3 separate regions of the Mus musculus genome follow, and all the other regions are linked to region 1. A link is a loop called in an ENCODE intact Hi-C map of the cell type or tissue named here. Cell type or tissue: gastrocnemius. All regions are shown on one strand.

What was found. Hi-C counts contacts between places; a loop is a spot of excess contacts. Peaks named below come from ENCODE experiments on the same cell type or tissue, not always from the same donor. Only the 100,000 strongest peaks of a DNase experiment are listed, where the experiment ranks them.
Region 2: a loop joins it to region 1, with 10 times the contacts of the local background. A loop is called at or near these places in 30 of 42 quality-filtered maps.
Region 3: a loop joins it to region 1, with 2.6 times the contacts of the local background. A loop is called at or near these places in 14 of 42 quality-filtered maps.

Annotation. Positions count from the first base shown.
Region 1 is chr13:49,643,201-49,648,200 of GRCm38, reverse strand. Cenpp (centromere protein P) reads left to right here. Exons shown (of 8, transcript NM_025495.3): 3 at 547-635. Among named protein-coding and RNA genes, the nearest start is that of Cenpp, 7.0 kb to the left of the region's middle. In gastrocnemius, a CTCF peak has its summit at 2,873 (motif pointing right); no DNase peak of the experiment used is centred here; H3K27ac peaks cover 1,874 bases.
Region 2 is chr13:49,447,390-49,452,389 of GRCm38, reverse strand. Ippk (inositol 1,3,4,5,6-pentakisphosphate 2-kinase) reads right to left here. Exons shown (of 13, transcript NM_199056.4): 10 at 3,003-3,153; 11 at 2,307-2,409. Among named protein-coding and RNA genes, the nearest start is that of Ippk, 29 kb to the right of the region's middle. In gastrocnemius, no CTCF peak of the experiment used is centred here; a DNase peak (open chromatin) is centred at 2,751; H3K27ac peaks cover 2,942 bases.
Region 3 is chr13:49,556,553-49,561,552 of GRCm38, reverse strand. The region is part of intron 5 of Cenpp (centromere protein P); the gene reads left to right. Aspn (asporin) reads right to left here. Exons shown (of 8, transcript NM_025711.3): 4 at 4,093-4,306; 5 at 2,652-2,762. Among named protein-coding and RNA genes, the nearest start is that of Aspn, 15 kb to the right of the region's middle. In gastrocnemius, a CTCF peak has its summit at 2,200 (motif pointing left); a DNase peak (open chromatin) is centred at 2,173.

The sequences.
Region 1 (5,000 bases):
AAAGGCTGGGTCTGATGGTATATGCCTTTTTTTTTTCCCCTCCGAGACAGGGTTTCTCTGTATTGCCTGTCTATCCTGGAACTCACTCTGTAGACCAGGATGGCCTTGAACTCAGAAATCCGCCTGCCTCTGCCTCCCAAGTGCTGGGATTAAAGGTGTGCACCACCATTGCCCGGCATGTATTTTTTGTATGTGTATATTTTTCTTAAGTATTGATATACTTGAGAACTTGACAGTATAAATTTTTAGTAATCCCATTTTGTAAGACCAATTACTGTGACAAGACCCTTCCAGCTATTTTAAAGTGATTACTAATATATATTTTCATACATCTACACACAAGTAGATATTCACTTAAAAATATTGAAGATTCCACCAAGAGTACTTTTATGTTAATATCTGTAGAAATATGTTTATATTTGACTGTACCATGATAAACCAGTGCAGGCTGGATTAGTTTAAGTAAAATAAAACACTAATTTTACCTTTAAAAAAAAGCATTGAAGAAAACTATTCTTTTAAAGTATTTTATTTTCTAATTAATAGATACAAAGAAAGTTCTACAGAAACACAGATTATCAGGAAATTGCAACATGGTGACATTTCAACTGGAATTTGAGGTTCTGGAAATGGAGGTAACTGTAGCTTGCTGTGATAACAGATTTTTTCCCTATGAGAAACAGTTCCTATCCACTTCATTCACTTCAGTGTCACCCTCAGCATTACCAATGTGACCAAGAAAATACAGTGTGGAGTTTCAAAGTTGAACAAAATACAGTTGTTGATTCAAAATACATTTTTCTCTTTTTTTGCATTTTTATTAGGTATTTAGCTCATTTACATCTCCAATGCTATACCAAAAGTCCCCCATAACCACCCCCCCCACTCCCCTACCCACCCACTCCCCCTTTTTGGCCCTGGCGTTCCCCTGTACTGGGGCATATAAAGTTTGCGTGTCCAATGGGCCTCTCTTTCCAGTGATGGCCGACTAGGCCATCTTTTGATACATATGCAGCTAGAGACAAGAGCTCCGGGGTACTGCTTAGTTCATAATGTTGTTCCACCTATAGGGTTGCAGTTCCCTTTAGTTCCTTGGGTGCTTTCTCTAGTTCCTCCATTGGGGGCCCTGTGATCCATCCATTAGCTGACTGTGAGCATCCACTTCTGTGTTTGCTAGTCCCTGGCATAGTGTCACAAGAGACAGCTATATCTGGGTCCTTTCAGCAAAATCTTGCTACATTTTTCATGTCAAAAGTTGTGTTCTTATTAGTGGGGCTGCTTAAGATTCAAATAAAATATTTTAGCTTCACTTTAACATACTTTTGTTACCATAGGCCACTGAAATTCAGAGCAAGAAAGTGTTAGGCACAGCTAACAGGTTTTTCTGCGTAAATGTACTTTAGGGATACAGAAAGATATGAGAAGAACTGTTAACATTCTTTGGAAGACTACAAAGAGACTGTATTGTTGTTCACTTTTAAATTATGCAGGCATTTGATGACTGCCTGGTTTTGCTAATAATGTGCTGCAGAAAGTGGCTTCCCTTGGCTCTGTTGAGAGCACTCATTGTCTCTCTGAGCCTTTTAGATTTTATGACTCTTAAAGAATCACTCTCAAGTAAGATGTTGGAAAGAATTGCAGATAGTTGTGGAATTAACAGGACCTGAGGGATCAGATATATAGTCCTTGCCAATAGTTATAGTTATTGGTTGGAAAAAGGGGGACAAGGGCCTTTTAAAATTTTGTTACTTAGAATTCTGATAAAATGAAATCTTCTGTTTTTGTTTTACTTTAGTGGAGTTTATATGTTTGTGTATAGAGGGATAAAATCTTGCTATGAACCTTGTTCAACTTGACCTTAAACTTATGTTCCATCTGCTTCAGTCCCCTAAGTATTTGGATGCCAGTCGTGTGCTGCCACACTTACTGTGTAGGTACTAGAAGTCTTTTATACAATTACTAGGTGAGAAACTGAAGAGATGACTCAGCAGTTTAGAGTACTTGTTACTCTGAAACTGGGATCAGTTTCTGACATCACATAATAGCTCACAACTATCTGAAACTACAGTTCCAAAGAATTGATGTCCTCTTCTGCCTGAATGTACATGGTATACATGTAGGAAAAACACTCATATACTTAAAATAAATCTTTAAAAAATTAGAATTGCTAGGTCAATGGAAATGTACACAAAAATTTGATTGGTAAACTTAGATATCTTCTAAAATGGTTTTACCATTGTGCTGGTTAATTTTTAGTGTCCACTTAACACAACCTAGAATCAACTGGGAAGGAAGAGAGAATTTTGAGGTCATACTGGCCTGGGAGCATATCTGTGGGGGATTGTTTTGAATGATGTAGATGTCACTGTGGGTGGCACCATCCCTAGGCAGATGGTCCTGAACTGTATAAGAAAGACAGCTGAGCACAGCCCAGTGAGCAGCCCAATAAGCAGCATTCCTCCATGGTTTCTGTGGTAAGTTCCTGCCCTCACTTCCCTGCATGATGAACTGTGACCTGAAATTGTAAATTTTTTTTCTCTTACAAGTTGCTTTTGAAAATGTTGTTTATCACAGCAACAGAAAAGAAACCTAAAACAAACGGTTTTGTTTATTTTTGGTTTTGTTTGTTTGAGACAGGGTTTCTCTGTGTAGCCCTGGCTATCCTGAAACTAGCTCTGAAGACCAGGCTGGCCTTGAACTCAGAAATCTGCCTGCCTCTGCCCTCCAAGGGCTGGGATTCAAGATGTGTGTTGCCATTACCCTGCTTGTTGTATATGTTTTTACATTTAAAATTGCTAGGAAAAAAAATAAAGACAGAGAGAGCAGCAGTGTGTTGGTTATTCTTTCCCTAAAATCAAACATTCCACTAGAGGGAGACATTTAGCTGTCAGAAAATTAAAAGATTTAAATAACATGCTTATTATAAATGCTTATTTTTCCAAAATAAATATTACTACAATTTTAAACCAAAATGCTGGTCCTACTTAGGGTTACTAATGCAGTGATAAAACACCATGACAAAAGCAAGTTGGAGGAGGAAAGTTTGGTTTACACTTACACATCACTGTTCACCATCGAAGGAAGTCAGGCAGGGTAGGGTCCTGGAGGTAGGAGCTGATTGAAAGGCTGTGGAGGGTAACTGCTTCCTGGCTTAGGCACGGCTTGCTCATTCTGCTTTCTTATAGAAGCCAAGACCACTACCCCAGGGGTTGCATAGCCCACAGTAGTCTGGGCCCTCCCCCACAGATAACTAAGAAAGCTGCCTACAGCTGGATCATATGGAGGCATTCTCTTAATTGAGGTTCCCTCCTCTTGGATGGCTTTAGCTTTTGTCAAGTTGACATAATACTAACTGGCACAGTGCCCTTAAGTTCTATTAGTAGAATGTTTGAAACAAAGATGGGAAAATCTATGTAGAGAGTATGAGTCATTTCTTCTGTTGATGCAATTCTTGTCAAAGGTGTTTGGAACATAGAATTAATTTCCTCCAGTTGACTGAATGCTTGTGAATCGTTTTAAGACCATCAGAACAAGTGTGCACACAATATCAGCTTCCCATAGTCCTTGCAGTATAAGTCAGATGGGTGGGAGTTTGTAGGATGCTAAAGGGTATTTATATAACTTCTAACCTTGAAACAAAAGTGCTAAAAAGTAAGCACTTTTTAAATGAAGAGAATATTATTTCATCATGAAAGACTTTAAAAGTAACCCATTTATTTGAATATTTTAACCCAAATATTGAAATCTTAATATGTTGTCTTTCACGTTGGTGCAGATTTGTGAAAGCAAAGAAGGTATCTCTCAGCCCAGAAAGGCTTGACCCAAGAACTAAGGTGACTGACTACTAATCAACAGTAGCAAAAAGTCAACCTGAAACAGTGTCTTAACTCTTCTTTTTTTCTTTCTTTCTTTTTTTTTAATTTAGAAGCTGTGCATACTTTTTAAATGCTCAACAGCACCTGATTATTAATATAAACAGATTCCAGAATCAAGGCAGAGAAAGAAAACAATGGACTTTGTCTGCCATGTGACCCAGATGGGGCAGTGCAACCCAGATGGGAGTGTCTTAAGCTCTTAAGGGTCATGTCAATGTTAGATAAAGTAAGTGGCAGACAAAGGAGGAATAAGCAAAGTAAAGCAGATTTGTTAAGGAAAAATGAGACATTATAGAAAAGTTAGAGAACTCAAGAAAGGCAGAAAGTGCCAAGCTGTGTGTCTAGTGGCTGCTTCTAGGGCTTATGACAGAAACTGGACAGAGACTGAGATAATTTTGTTGCAGTTTGCTCATTCTCTAGGTATTCTCTCCTTGGGCCAAGCAGAAGGGGAGCAAACAGGCTCTGCATGATGACCACATACTCTTTGCCCAATTATGGTAGTGACTGCTCACTGAAGCCCATTTCTGACCATGTTTAAGTTTCTTTATTAGTGTCCAACCTTTTTGGATCTGCTGGCTGCCACTAACTTTGGCTACCATTGCAAGTTGCTCACCCTGCATCTGTTGCTGGGTCCAACTCTGTCTTCCATTATGCTGCCTGTTGATTGAATTCTTTGTATCTATCCATGCTGATTTGACCACCTAGCAGTTTAACCACAGACTTTTCCCCTCACTGCCTATGAGAAACTGACTCCTGTCTTAAAAGCATATACAGTTTGCAAAATTAATATCTTTCTAAATATTTTTGGTGATAAACTGATAGGGATAAGGTTGAGACAAGGTCTCTCACACTGTAGCCCAGGCTTATTTAGAACTCACCATGTAGCCCAGGCTGGTCACTTACTTGTGCCAGTCCTCCAGCTTCAGGACTCAGGAATGCTGGCATTGCAGGTATGAGCTACCACACCTGATTCTGGGGCTCCTTTCTTAGGTATTTCTATTCCTAGTTCTTAAGTTAACAAAAATTCGCTGAGACCTCCTATTAAAAGAACATGATAGAAAAAAGTGACCTGTTCAGACTGCAAGGATGTTAAGGTCAGGGGTGTCTATAAGGCCATTTCCCTTA
Region 2 (5,000 bases), 200 kb after region 1:
CAGCTGGGGCCACAAATAAGTGAGTAACTACACTTTAATATGCATTAAATGCCACCAGTGGAAAAAACAGGTAACTTCCAAGCCAGTGGAGCAAAGAAGCTACTGAGTAAGGGAACACACAAGTCAGCACACTGACGGGGACAGTCAGTCACTCCAACCCCTCCCACACCTGTTTCTGGCATAGTTTTACTGACACATCCCTCTCTTCTGTGTCCTGTTGATGGAGATACTCCTGTACTACAAGAGCAATACTGTGATGGTTTGAATAAGCTTGGCCCAGGGAGTGGCACTATTAGGAGGTGTGGCCTTGCTGGAGGAAGTATGTCACTGTGGATATGGGCTTGAAGACTCTCATCCTAGCTACCTGGAAGCCAGTCTTCTCTTGGCTGCCTTTGGAACAAGAGAACTCTCAGCTCCTCCAGTGCCATACCTGCCTGGACACTGCCATGCTTCCCACTGTAACTGATAATGGACTGAACCTCCATTAAATGTTGTCCTTTATAAGAGTTGCCTTAGTCATGGTGTCTCTTCACAGCAGTGAAACCCTAACTAAGACAAATAAGCTGTCAGCAGATAAGAGGGCCCACCTAACCTGAAATATTAGCTGCTGGCCTTTCTAGAAAGCCCACTGACTCAACCTCCAGGTACTGCTCTACAAAGTTAGAGCAGATGACAGTATCTGTAAGAGGCACCTGGTTTAGCTAAAAAAACAAGCAGACAAGCTTTTGCACTGGGTTCCTCTCAGCTCACTCCTGAACTTCAGCTCTATGAAGCACTGTCTCCAGTTTCAACTACATGAACATGTATCCATCCTAAAAGAGAAATGGAGCAGTTGGATGTGGTACACTCAGGAGGCTCAATCCAAAGAGGTGACAACCTAGATCTACCCTGGGCTACAGAGTGAGAGCCTGCCTCAAAAAGAGAAAAAGAGGGCTGGCTGATGGCTCAGTGGGTAAAAGCACTTGCTGCCAAACCTGACACCTGAGCTCAATTCCCAGAACCCAGAGGAAAAAACAGACAGCACTCAAGTTGACCTCTGACCTTCACTCTCTCATTGAGGCATATAACCAATCACCAAATACATTTTTTAAAAGATTTATTATATGTAAGTACACTTTATCTGTCTTCAGACACTCCAGAAGTGGGTGCCAGATCTTGTTACGGATGGTTGTGAGCCACCCTATGGTGCTGGGAATTGGACTCAGGACCTTTGGAAGAGCAGTCAGTGCTCTGAGCCATCTCTCCAGATCCACACCAAATACATTTTTAAAACAATACTTTAAAAAGAGAATGGTCAGGCAGTGGTGGCCCACGCCTTTAATCCCAGTGCTCAGGAGGCAGATGGATCTCTGTCAGTTCGAGGCCAGCCTGGTCTAATGAGTGAGTTTCAGGACAGCCAGGGCTATACAGAGAAACCCTTTCTTGAAAAACCAGGAATAGAGGGAAGGAGAAAGGTAGGAGAGAGAGAAAGAGAATGAAAGAGAATGAATGAGCCACGCTCCACATTCTAACACGTTCTCAGGCTTTGTGTCCAGTTCCCAGCAACATCTCAAAACTACACAGTAGCATCATGATGGGAAATGAGCATGACTCTGACATGTCCTGTTACATCCTCCACGTCCACATATAATGGCTTGCCATTACCACGGAGACTCTGAACTTCCACAAGTATCTCCCCTTCCCAAACCCTAGGAACAAGCAATCCATGTCATTTTCAAAGAGTGCTCTGCACACACAGTCATCACTGGACCCTTTGAGAACTGTTCTGTTGGTCAGAAGTACTCCCCTGATCTATCCATGCAACAAATGCGGTGGAGTTGCAAATGTGATTTCTAACCTAGTACAGTCACATGCTGACAACACGGGGGTTACAATAGTTCTTACCTCAGCAACAGAGCACTGTGAACGTCTTTGTACAGTTCTAGGGCGAGCACAGGTCCTCATTTCTCTAGGTACATCTGACATGAAAACCTGACTACCCAGCAGCCCATCTCAGAGCCACTTCCTAGGCACCAGAACTTTTTTTTATGTTCCCAATGGAATTATTTCAGCCAAGGAAGACAGTCAACAGGATCTAAAAGATGAGGCCCAGGGCCACCAAGCACCAAGGCCTGCGTCTGGCCTGTTAGGACCAAGAGAAATTCCACGTGGGCCCTGTATTATGGTCACCTGCCCCCCCCCCCCCCCCCCCAAGAAACAGTGCAGCCTTCTCTGCTTTAGATCTAAGTTCTGGGCTGCCACTGCTGTGAAGGGGAGAGTAGGGAAACTCTCAGGAAGACATGGGGCTTCTCAATGGGTCTACTCACCTTTGTTAATGCAAAGGCCACTGTCCCATCATCCTCAGTGGACAGATCAAGCAGTTTCTGGTAAAATACTTCATCATAAGGCCCATCTATCTGTAATGTTTTCCTGAAGAAAAAGCACCAAAACCAAATCAGCAGGGTGACAAAGCTCTAAGTACTTTCAGTCACAAATATGTTCTGTATCACACAACGTAGCCCAACAATCACATTGTTTGAAAGGCACCGAAAAGATCTACTGCTTTCTCTCATTAAGCCTGATTCTGCAACATCAAGATCTTCCACAAAACCCAGGGCTGCAGGAGGCTGCGGCTCAGCTTAAGCTGTTCACCAAGAAAAGGCCAATGATGTACAAAAAGAACCCTGCCCGTGAGATAGTGCAGGCCCTAAGCGTGGCAGAGACGGCTAAGGAGCTACACTATGTCAGTGTTCCAGAAGCAGCCTGTGGGACAACACTGCCCTCTACAGGCCAGGCCCTGACATAGGATATCAGAATGGTTGCATTCATACATGCTTTATTTCTAGTGTCTTAGTGACCATGAATCTCAGAGACCCTGGCACACCCAAACAAGGGACTTCCTGGACAGAGCTGGTTGTAGGCACCTCCTAGAGCCAGGTTCTAGGAGCTGTTTTGTTCTGGAGTCAGGCAACCTTGATCCCAGCCTAGCCTAGCCTCATAGCTTCCTCTGGTGCCAGCCTCACCTCTCCTCAGGAAACTCCTCCAGGTATTGCTCAACCCGTTTGTACAGAGGGTAGAGGCCTTCGATGTCCAGCTGGTCCAACATCTGCACCTGGAGGGTTTTGTACAGAAGACAGCCCTTCGGTAACCCCGAGTGCTCTGAGGTGTTTTTTCCTACCAAGAACATCAGGGGAGAACGAGAGCAGGTTTATTATCAACTCTTGAAGACTGTGGAGGGAGACCCAGGCCTGCACAGACAGCAGAGCTCACTCTGGGCAGCACGACGAGGCCTACAGGCTCCAGCCTAGCACTGAGGCAGATTTGCACACCTCACAAAGGAGCAAGGCTGACTGACCTCAGACCACCCTCAGGACCCAGTGGCTCTACACACACACACACACACACACACACACACACACACACACACACACAAAAGATAGAGACAGCGTCTCTCCCTTTGGCCCTGGTCTGTCCAAACACCAACTCAGAATACCCTTTAACTCCATCACATGCCCTAGAAGTCACTTTATATTTAAAATTAACGGTAATCCTACATGAGATAAAGGTCAGAACTACAAGAAAACCATTCAGACATTCTCAAACCCTCATAGACCAATTGGGGTTTCCAGAGTCAAAAAACATTAAGTCCACACAGGGGCAAGATCTGGCTGCCACAGGAAAAGCTAAACATACAGAGCCATGGACTGTGGTTAGGACCTTGGCAAGGTCCCATCCGTCCCCTCTGGGACAGATGAAGAAGCAAAGCTCCATCCTTCACTCATGCACTCACAATGATGTGTACAGTGCCTTCTCAACCGAGCCTGACATCCCTGACCATCTCTCAGAATCCACTAAAGGCAAAAACGGGAGAGGGAACAATGTATACTCAAGCAGCACTCCAGCTAGACATTCGCAGCCACATAACATGCCCTGGGTCAAGATAGCAGGAGACGAGTGAGGTAACCCAATCACAAAGGAACTCTCACAATATGTACTCACTGATAAGTGGATATTAGCCCAGAAACTTAGGATACCCAAGATATAAGATACAATTTGCTAAACACATTAAATTCAAGAGAACGAAGACCAAAGTGTGGACACTTTGCCCCTTCTTAGAATAGGAAACAAAACACCCATGGAAGGAGTTACAGAGACAAGATTTGGAAGTGTGACGAAAGGATGGACCATCTAGTGATTGCCATATCCAGAGATCCATCCCATGATCAGCTTCCAAACGCTGACACCATTGCATACACTAGCAAGATTTTGCTGAAAGGACCCAGATATAGCTGTCTCTTGTGAGACTATGCCAGGGCCTAGCAAACACAGACTTGGATGCTCACAGTCAGCTATTGAATGGACCACAGGGCCCCCAATGGAGGAGCTAGAGAAAGCACCCAAGGAGCTAAAGGGAACTGCAACCCTATAGGTGGAACAACAATATGAACTAAGCAGTACCCCGGAGCTCTTGTCTCTAGCTGCATATGTATCAAAAGATGGCCTAGTCGGCCATCACTGGAAAGAGAGGCCCATTGGACTTGCAAACTTTATATGCCCCAGTACAGGGGAATGCCAGGGCCAAAAAGGGGGAGTGGGTGGGTAGGGGAGGTGGGGGTGGGTGGGTATGGGGGACTTTTGGTATAGCATTGGAAATGTAAATGAGCTAAATACCTAATAAAAAAATGGAAAAAAAAAAGATAGCAGGAGACCCACGCAATGAATGTATATGGTAGGTAAAAGATGAAAACCTACATGTGCTGATAGATTTATGCTATCTAAGAACCACAGGTGACAAGAAAATATATTACTTATTCGTGACTTAGGCCTGTTTGCACATCAGTGTCAAGAAGGTCTGTAAGGGAAGCCTCGGGCATCAGAGCCTCCTCGAGTCCCAGATACCTAAGTGCCAGCACCCATCTGTGTCCTCCCAGACTATGGGTTTAATTTCAATTTCAAAACAAGAACAACCCCCCCAAAATTCACTTGTAGTTTTTTTACAAAAAAAAAAAAAAAATTGCAGC
Region 3 (5,000 bases), 87 kb after region 1:
AAAGTGTCTGATATAGAAGCAAGCATCCTGGTCTTTGGCTCTTAAAAATCTCTCTAGACGCTCTTACAGGATATTCCCTGAGTCTGAGGTGTAGGGGATTACATTGGGTATTTATCAATTGAGATTAGTATAATAAAATCATTTATGTTCTGCATTTAAAAAATAAAAAAGACAAAGTGTCTGTCACCAAAGACTTAATATTCTCTTGGAACAGACAGTTCATTACATGGAATTACTAGATAGTGTCTTGCGTCAGCCCAGTCTGTAGAAGTTGTAGAAGAGCAAACTCAGTGGGGAGCTTAGTGAACTTAAGGACACAAGGGAGGTGAATGGCCAGAGAACAGAATGGGCCCTAGCCTCTGAGATAGGCGTGAGCAGAGGTATATGCAGGATGGGAACCTAGCAAAAGCACATCTGCTGCTATCAAATAGTAACATGCTTTTGTATAGGAAGATCTATTCCCACCACAAACCACTCCCCACCCACATGGGACTATGCAGTAGAATTTCCCACACAAACAGGAAGGAAGACCTTTTCCACTTTCTTCCTGATAAGACCTCCTGGGATGTCTTGACATTTCACCCGGCTGAAAGCTATATTACTAATAGAATTTGGCATGCAGTCCTCCTTTGTCCCCACCCCCCACCTTCACTCCTTTCCTTCTCTGGCTTCTCTGTGCTCTATGCCAGCTTACATGCAAGGAGCTATGTATGCTTGACCTACTGGGTAGAATATTTTTTGTCACTGCTATAAAAATTACAAAACTTCGGGTTTCTAGTAAACAACCACTTCAATTCTAAAGGTATTTTATATGTGTAGATATGAATTAAACTAGTTCTTTCCTGAGATCTCCCCATTTTTACTTTATCTTTCAAAAAAGTGAAAAGATACTTTAATTTTTTAATATTAAATAAAATTATTTAATTGCAATGAACATGCAAATAGAAACATCACATAACTAGATAATGGTGATCATTCAAATAAACAGTTGGTTCCAAACTTTACATATTTCAGTGAATTTCTATACAGTTATAATCGCCATTCTGAAGCCATGGATCCTCACTTAGGATTTTACATTCTCTCTCTCTTTCTCTCTCTCTCTCTCTCTCTCTCTCTCTCTCTCTCTCTCTCTTTCTCTTTCTCTCTCTCTCTCTTGAAATAGATTCTTCTCTTACAGAATACATTCTGACCAAAGTTTCCCTTCTCTCCACTCCCCACTCACCTCCTCTCACCCCCAGACCCACTCCCTCTCCATTTCTTCTCAGGAAAGAGCAGGCCTCCAAGAGACAACCACCAAACATGACCAAACAAGGAACCTGGAGGCAGGAACTTATGCAGAGGCCATAGAGGGATGCTGCTTATTGGATTGGTTCCCCTGGCTTACTCAGCTTGCTCTCCTATAGAACCCAGGACTACCAGCCCAGGTATAGCACCACCCACAGTGCCCTCCCGCCCTTGATCACTAATTGAAAAAAATGCCTTATAACTGGATCTCATGGAAGCATTTCCTCAAGGGAGCCTCCTTTCTCTGTGATAACACCAGCTTGTGTCAAGTTGACAAACAAAACCAGCCAGTACAATTCCCTTGATAATTTAATTTTATATCTATAGGTTTTGCTGCATGTATTTCTATCTGGGGAAGTCAGAATGGGGTTGTGATCAGTCTTGTGGGCAGCTAAGAATTAAACCTGGGTTCTCGGAAAGAACAGCCAGTGCTCTGAGCGCTGCTGAGCCATCTTTCCAGTTCCATATAAATTCATTTGTATTTAAAATATCATATTCCCTATCCTGTACTCTTTGTTTTGTTTACTTTGAATCAGAGTAGTAGAAAGGGATAGGTTGTTGTTTTTATTGGTAGATACTGATATTGAAACAAATGGTATTGATGTGGGTTATTTCTGATCCAGATAGTCATCAACACAGAAAACATCAGGTAACAAGTTCAGAAGTAAGACAATCTAGCACAGTGAAGGAACATTTTTTCTTTGAGTTCCTGCTTCAGTCCTATGAATCAGGACGGAAGGTTCTGGGCTCCTTTTAGTAAGGTTGTTGATATGTACTGTGTGCCACAGAGTCTTCAAGCCTTTCACTGTATTAGCATGCTAATCTTCACTATACCCCTGGGAAGATGTCTCAGCTCTTTGAGACTGACAAATTCTTCGTGCCAAAGCCAGTGCTGCCCCCATCTGGCCTCACAGTCTCTGTCCCCCTCAGCCATAGCAGCACAGCTAGTGATAAGGTTCTTTCCCCATTCAACCTACTCTGCTGTTTACAGAATTTTCCACCTCTATAGAGGTTTAGAAGAATAAATGTCAGAAAAAAAAAGAAGAAAAATAGAAATATCATTGCTTTTTAGTGTTTGTTCTTACTGGGAAAAAAAGATTATGGTTTAATGTCAAAAAGATCACTATGTATTCCTCTCTGTATGGGGAAAAGTATTAAATGTCATACTGGTCAGATACGCTGGCCCTGGGACCTCTGACTGTAGATAGTTCTGACAGTGTAGACTGTAGTATTTTACATCTGAGGAATTAATGTCAGATAATATATAACAATGTTTACTTATTGAAAGATTGTCCTTTTGTTTGTTTTTCAAGACAGGGAAAAGATGTTTTTTAAAACACCATATTTTGAGTAAAATAAATACAAACCTTTTGGAATTGAGGTTAGTTTTGCTTCAGCGATCCTGATATGGAATACTGTCACCCCTTCAAATGCCCCTGGTTCTATCCCGTTGTTCTCAAGAGGGTTTGCACTCATTTCTGTGAAAGAAATGACATGATTTAGCACAAATCAGTTATGGAAACTCACCACAGAGGATACCTCTGAAGAATATTGGAGAAGTGTGCTCTTCAGTATTCATATTTCCACTCATTATACCTACTTGTGTGTATCTTCTTTCTGTAGACCTCAGGAAAACACTGCTTTTAATTTTGTAAACTGGAATATATAGCAAGTCTTTATTTTTTGTTTCTTTCTTTTGAACCAACTGAGTTGATGACATTACTTTCCACTGTACCATAAGCATGATGGTTTGTCCATTTATAATAATAATGCAGCAGGGGGAAAGAACTTTTTACATAATTAAGGGTATTTGTGTTTGCCATTTTGTTACCTCTCAAACAGTTTGGGTGCGTGTGCACGCATTCATGGAGGCCAGAGGTTACTCTTGGATGTCATTCCTGAGGTGCTCCCCGATTTTTTTCATGGTGTTTTAAGTTGACATAAAGTAATTACACATAACTATCTTAGATTGGTTTGTTTGTTAAGATGGGTTTGGTTGGGTTTGGTGGTTGTTGTTGTTGTTTTGTTTTTGTTTGTTGGCAAGTAGGCTAGGCTAGCTGACCACTGAACCATAGGTAGCTGCCCATCTCTGCTTCTCCAGTGCTGGGATTACAGGTATACACTACCATGTCCAACATTTTAATGAGGATTCTGAACATCAAACTCAGGTTCTTATACACTTTACTGACTGCGCTATCTCCCTAGCCCTACCTCTTATTTTAAAAATAGTATATGTCAATTATAAATTATATAATTAATACAAATCTAACTTAAAAGAAATGTCAGTAACAAGCTATTTCATAAATGCTAGGCATTTGGTTGAATTGAGTGTATGGACATGAACCGTGCTTAGGTGTTTGAATAGCTGTTACGGGGAGATTGCATAGTTGCATGACAGGCATAACAAATAAAATAGTGAGATTCAAATTGTACAATAAAATATTCTTCATATTATTTAAAAAATAGATAGCCAAAATTAGGTTTGTATTCCAAATAATAAAAGAATTAATTGTGTACATCATGTTTTAATAATTTATATAATACATTAAAATACAACCTTTAAATTTAATAGCATAGGTTTTATTAATTAGGGTTCAGTTTCTAAAAATAGAGCCAAGTGTGTCAGGAGATTGTTGAAAAAGAGAGAACATCACAAAACTTTCTATCCTATAATTTTTCACATATAATCTGTTTATTAATAAATTAACAGGTTCAAATATGAATTTTTGAAATTACTTAGAACATGAATAGCCTAAATTTGGCTATTAATTACAATTTCAAGATGTCCCATTCTTTGGGAAAACTTACCCAAAACATGTAAAGCATTCATTCCCTTGAACGTGTCCTTTTGTATCTTCTTAACTTTATTATCATGAATTCTGAGTTCTGCTAATGATTTGGGAAGATTAAGTGGAATTTCACTTAGTTGGTTGTGGGATAAATATAGCCTTCTCAATTTCTTTGTGGTTAGAAAGGTTTTTGGGTGAATCTTTGTTAGCTTGTTGTTGTTCAGAATCAGAGCCTAGATAAAGCATAGAAAAATACACTTTGTTAGGCAGAGGTTCTCAACTTGTGAGTCATACATAACCCCCTTCACATGGGTCGTCTAAGACCATCAAAACCCACAGATTTTTACATTATGATTCATAACAGTAGCAAAATTATAGTTACAAAGTAGCATCAATGTAGTTGCTGGTGACTACAACAGGAAGAACTGTCTTGAAAGGTCACAGTACTAGGAAGGCTGAACCACTGGTTTAAGGGAATGGATTGATGACTGGTTTTTACAAGAATTAGTCAGGAAATCAATATAATTTCTATCATTTGTATATTAGGTAACAATACCAATTACAACTTCAGCTTTAAAATGTTTATTATTGAATCAGAAAAATGCAATACTTTAATGGCTGGTACTAGTTAAGATACAGTCTTTGTAAACTTTGAATTGGTTGTTAATAAATTCACAGTAATGGTTTACATGCAAATTAATTTACTTCTTTCTTGTCCCTCTGCTATATTGAGCAGAAAGAATTTCTGTTTACTAAGGGTGGTGGCAGGTTTCTTAGTATCTTCAGGACATTTTTTGTTCCTCTAATAATCTGAATCTGTCAAATAGCAGCTAGAGATTCTTTTATAAATTCTACCTACACTGTTCTTCCTTTTGTTTCTAAATAGACTCAATATGTCTTGCTGAGAGTGCTCCTTAACACATACTG